Linked DNA regions of Homo sapiens: region 2 is linked to region 1. A link is an interaction called in ENCODE POLR2A ChIA-PET data of the cell type or tissue named here. Cell type or tissue: CD4-positive, alpha-beta T cell. All regions are shown on one strand.

The links. Peaks named below come from ENCODE experiments on the same cell type or tissue, not always from the same donor. Only the 100,000 strongest peaks of a DNase experiment are listed, where the experiment ranks them.
Region 2: POLR2A ChIA-PET joins it to region 1 with 31 read pairs; 11 of 35 experiments call an interaction of 5 or more read pairs at or near these places.

The regions. Positions count from the first base shown.
Region 1 is chr1:225,466,773-225,469,272 of GRCh38, forward strand. It overlaps LINC02765 (long intergenic non-protein coding RNA 2765), which reads right to left and starts at 1,000. Exons shown (of 3, transcript NR_187303.1): 1 at 417-1,000. RefSeq lists enhancers at 353-652, 703-962, 1,093-1,372. In CD4-positive, alpha-beta T cell, no CTCF peak of the experiment used is centred here; DNase peaks (open chromatin) are centred at 499, 1,039 and 1,655; H3K4me3 peaks cover 1,662 bases; H3K27ac peaks cover 2,350 bases.
Region 2 is chr1:225,895,784-225,898,283 of GRCh38, forward strand. No RefSeq gene overlaps it. Among named protein-coding and RNA genes, the nearest start is that of LEFTY1, 7.9 kb to the left of the region's middle. RefSeq lists enhancers at 484-1,247, 1,191-1,400, 1,541-1,650. In CD4-positive, alpha-beta T cell, no CTCF peak of the experiment used is centred here; DNase peaks (open chromatin) are centred at 1,548 and 2,318; H3K4me3 peaks cover 826 bases; H3K27ac peaks cover 1,939 bases.

The DNA of each region.
Region 1 (2,500 bases):
GGTGCTGGTGGGAGTGTAGCAGTGAGGATGACCAGCGGTCACTCTCATGGCCATCTTGGTTTTGGTGGGTTTTGGCCAGTTTCTTTACTGCAACCTGTTTTATCAGCAAGGTCTTTATGACCTGTATCTTGTGCCGACCTCCTATCTCATCCTGTGACTTCCTTAACCATCTAGGAATGCAGCCCAGTAGGTCTCAGCCTCATTTTCCCCAGCCCCTATACAAGATGGAGTTGCTCTGGTTCACACGCCTCTGACACATGCAGTGAGGACCCCTCCCCGCCCAGGAACCCAGTGGATGATTCCTCTCAGGAGGTGCGGCTGGGAATTAATTTAATTTAATCTAGAGAAATGATGTTTGTTTCATGTTCAAATGTTCTGGAGAGGTTACACCAGTGACAGAGGCCCTCTGAACTTACACACACAAAAGGCAACTCATTAGCAGGAAGATGAGAAAGCAGAAAGCGTCTCAAGACAGGAAGCTCGGCTTGGTGTCACCCAAATGTGTCTCCCCTTGACAAATCATCTCCCATGATCTGCCGGTCCCCGGGGAGGACAGGCAAGAGGCGGTGATGGGCTGTCAATGTGCATCTCGGCGTGTGGCAGTTGACAGGGCACCTTCATAGGTTTCTTCTCTGCAACTTCACTGCCACCCCCTCAGAAACTGAGACCCATCGGCGGCCGGCCTGAGGCACCCACAGCTGCAGAGAGCCGGGCACATCCAGGGCCTTGGGTGTGTCTCTCCTCCACTGTGGTGGAGGCTCCCCTCCACTGTGCCAAGCCCAGGGGGGCTGGCAGTCCCCGTGGGTGTGGCCCAGAAAGACTGGCAGTGTCTGTCCCAGACCTCAGGGCCACAGTCACCAGATAAGCACCCACTGCACTCAAGGCCTCTCTGATCAAGTCCCACGACCAGGCTCTCCAAGTCCTGACACCGCGGAGACCCCCAAAAGAGGAGGATGGAGCAGAGGGCAAGGCTCTCAGCTCCGCGGACTCACACCCAGCTGCAGAGGCAGGGGGAGCCGCCCTTTCTGTGGCCGGGGAAATTGAGGTCACTTCCTGTCTCGCTTCCCTCTCTCTGTGCTGGCTGCATCCTTCAGAAGGGGGGTGGGTGGCTGCAGGGCAGCGCCAGGCAAGGCTGCGGAGAAGCCGGTGCTCCCTGTGTCTAGGATGAAGAACAGAGCAGGGGGCTCCTCGGCGGTGTCGCTTCACCTCTCTTCCTGCTCCTTGATTCTCTCCACCCCCACCACCAGCCCAGGTGGAGGCTCTCGGTGATGAAGGTGCTGGCAGTGAGGGGCCTGCAGAGTCCGCATCTCTCTGCAGCTCAAGGGGCTCTCGGAGGCCACTGGGAGCTGGAGAGGGAGGAGGTCAGAGGCCTACAATTGGTTTTCCTGCTTGGAGAAAGAACAGATAGGAGCTTTCTAGGGCTGCGGCTCCATAAATAGCTCTAACTGTCCCTTCTCTCTCTTTTATGTTCTTTCAAACATGAAGAAAGAAACAAGCTCTAGCAAGGAACTCAAGTTAGACCGGCAAGTATTTGCCAAAGGTTAAGGGGCCAGAAAGCCAGAAGGTGGACACAACCTTAGGGACCCTGGGCCATGAGCCGTGAGACCTCTAGGATCAGCAGGGCCCAACAGGGCCATGCAGGAAGCCCTAGCTTCAAAGCCACAGGCACTGGGGAGTGGGTGGGGGCTCCCCAAAAACCACACGCTGCTCCCCAAACTCCTTTTAGAAGTGCCCCGGAAGACCTGGACCTGGCTGTGCACAAAAGCACCATGCTCTCCTCTGACCAGATCCCTTGGATGAGGTCCTTAAAGACCCCCTGGAGCTCAGTTTCCTCATCAGTAACTGGAGAGGTTTGCACCAGGTGGTCCTTGAGGGGCTCCCCCCAGCTCTGAGCCCACGATGGTGCATTTCATACCCTGGACTGTGTCTGAAAACTTGAGAAGGAGTAGGGAATAGGATAGATGCGAACTGAGCTTCTTGATGGGGTCCCGTACCTACCCCATATTTACTGCACTAGAAGCAGGGCCTGGAATCCACACTTCAACAAGCTCACACTAAAATGGGAGACCGTGCCACGCTGGCCTTTCTGGGGCTCCTCAGCCACGTTTTTGCACCTGCTGTTCTCTCTGTCTCCATTATTTCCCCTAGATCTGCACTGCTGTGTCCCTGATTTCACTCAGATCACTGCCCAATGTCCTCTTCAGAGAGGTCTTTCCTAACTGCCTCCTCTAACAGGTAAACAAGTAATTTTTTAATGTAGGTATGTCCCATGCAATGTTTGGAAAATACCGATACTAAAACATTATTTGTAATTGATCTGAAATTGAAATGTAACTGGACATCTGGTATTATTATTTGCTAAATCCAGCAACCCTAAGCAACAAGGACTCTGCAACCCAGCCCCCAGACTATAGGCCATTTGTGAGCTTGAGTCTCCAGGGGCGGCAGACAGGGCTGCAGCTGCTACGCCTGCCCAGCCCTTCCCCTCTGCTCCCCTCCC
Region 2 (2,500 bases), 430 kb after region 1:
ACTGGTGAGAGCGTAAAGTGCTACACCACACTAGAGAACTTGGCAGTATTTACTACAGTTCAAGATACCAGGTAAACTTAAGACCCAATGGCCAGGCACCACGGCTCATGCCTATAATCCCAACACTTTGGGATGCTGAGGTATGAGGATGGCTTCAGGCCAGGAGTTCAAGACCAGCCTGGGCAACATAGCAAGACCTCATCTCTACTATAAAAAAAATCAGCCAGGCATGGTGGCACACACCTGTAGTACTCCCAGCTACTCGGGAGGCTGAGGTGGCAGGATTGCTTGAGCCCAGGAGTTCGAGGCTGCAATGAGCCATGATTGCACCACTGCAATACAGCAGCCTGGGCAATAGAGCGAGACCCTGTCTCTTAAAAACAAAAAAGGGGCCGGGCACAGTGGCTCACGCCGCTAATCACAGCAATTTGGGAGGCCGAGGTGGGCCAATCACCTGAGGTCAGGAGTCCGTGACCAGCATGGCCAACATGGTGAAAGTCCATCTCTACTAAAATTACAAAAATTAGCTGGGTGTGGCGATGGGCACCTGTAATCCCAGCTACTCGGGAGGCTGAGGCAGAAGAATCACTTGAACCCCCGTGGCGGGGTGGGGCACAGAGGTTGCCGTGAGCCGAGATCACGCCACTGCACTTCCAGCCTGGGCAAGAGAGTGAGACTCCATTTCAAAAAAAAAAAAAAAAAGAAAGAAAAAAGGCACAGTCATTTCATTCAGTTGGACAGAAATGCATGCATAAGATTGATGATACAGCAGCATTGTTTATAAGAGTCCAAACTGAAGCAACTCACCAAAAATATCCATCGACACTGTAAAGCACAAATAAAATGTAGTATAGTCTTATGGAATACTTTATGGCAAAGAAAATGAACCGAAACTGTCTACAACATTGGCAAATGTCACAAGCAGAACATTGAACAGAAGCCAGACATGAAAGATGAATACGATTCCATTTGTTTAAAATTCAAAACCATGCAGAAGTAGAGTGTGTAGAGATGGATTTGTTTGCTTTTGTGGGAAGGAAAAAAGTCATTTGCTAATTAATAGTGATAATTCTGCTCCTCGTTTCTAATATTTACACCTCCGATTTTCTTCTACAGTTACTCATTTTGATTATTTGCAGTCATTGTATACAAACTTTTCAGGAAATACCCTCAGGCATGCAGAGAGCTGTAGGTGGAAATTATAAGAGGACCTGTGTCCCCTATATTCAGGGACCTATCCCACCAACACTCTGCCCTCCTAGCCCCAGGGCCTCATTGGGAAGTCTGTCTGCTGCCTAAGCGACCACAGTCCAGCCCAGCGTTTCAACACCACCCAGTGCTGGCAGCAACAGAAGCAAGTTGTCCCCTGGCAGATGAAGTAGGTGCCACTGGCTTCCCAATCTCCCTAGATCCAGGCCTGCCCTGTGTGTAGGGAGCTGCCCCCAGCTGCCCAGGCTCATGCAGTGAAGTTTGGTTTGTTTGTTCTCTTTGTGGCTTAAGTCATACCTCAGCTCCACCTATCAGTGAACCACTTCCTGTTGGGGAAAACACCTAGACGGTGTTTTGATTCCACCACATCTCTGTGGCAGCATAAACGTGCATACTGCCTTGTGCCATAGCAAAAGTGATTTCATGATTGACGGCTGCTCCTGCCACTCTCTCCACAGCTGACACTTTAGCCTCGACTTCCCTCCTTCCACGCCTCCTGAAAGCTGCTACTTCCCAGCATCTCCATCCAAAAACACCTCCTTTCCCTTTTCAAAGAAAAGTCTTTCCAGGATTGAGAAATGACAAAGAAGGCCGGGTGCGGTGGCTCAAACCTGTAATCCCAGCACTTTGGAAGGCCAAAGTGAGCAGATCACCTGAGGTCAGGAATTCGAGACCAGCCTGGGCAACATGGTAAAACCCTGTCTCTACTAAAAATACAAAAAATCAGCCAGGCGTGGTGGCGGGTGCCTGTAATCCCAGCTTACTTGGGAGGCCGAGGCACGAGAATCCCTTGAACCTGGGAGGCAGAGGTTGCAATGAGCCGAGATCGCATCACTACACTCCAACCTGGGCAATAGAGCAAGACCCTGCCTCAAAAAAAAAAAATGTTCAAAAAGGAAAACACTCACATAAACCAGTCCCTGTCCTCAAATCTTGCCTTGAAGAAGGAAATTCTAGAAGCCATTCATCTCCATAAGCTCCTCTTCCGGCCTCCCTTTCTTTTCAATTACTTAAGCAAATATTTGTTGATGATTCTGCCCCTTTTCAGTATCCTGAATGAACCTGAAGAGACAGGGGCAACCTCAACAACAGGAAGTACAGGTGCAGTGTGGGGACCTGGGCCAGGCAGGCACTCCGCAAAGGCGAGTTCCAGAGCCCACAGGTGCCCGAGCTGCCCTTGCAGTGGCTGGTTCCACAGTCACCTTCAGGAAGCCTGGTTTCTCCCCTCGCTTCACTTACCTCTCCTTTTCTCCTTCGCTGTCCCCCATGCCCTGAGAGGAAGGCATTGTTG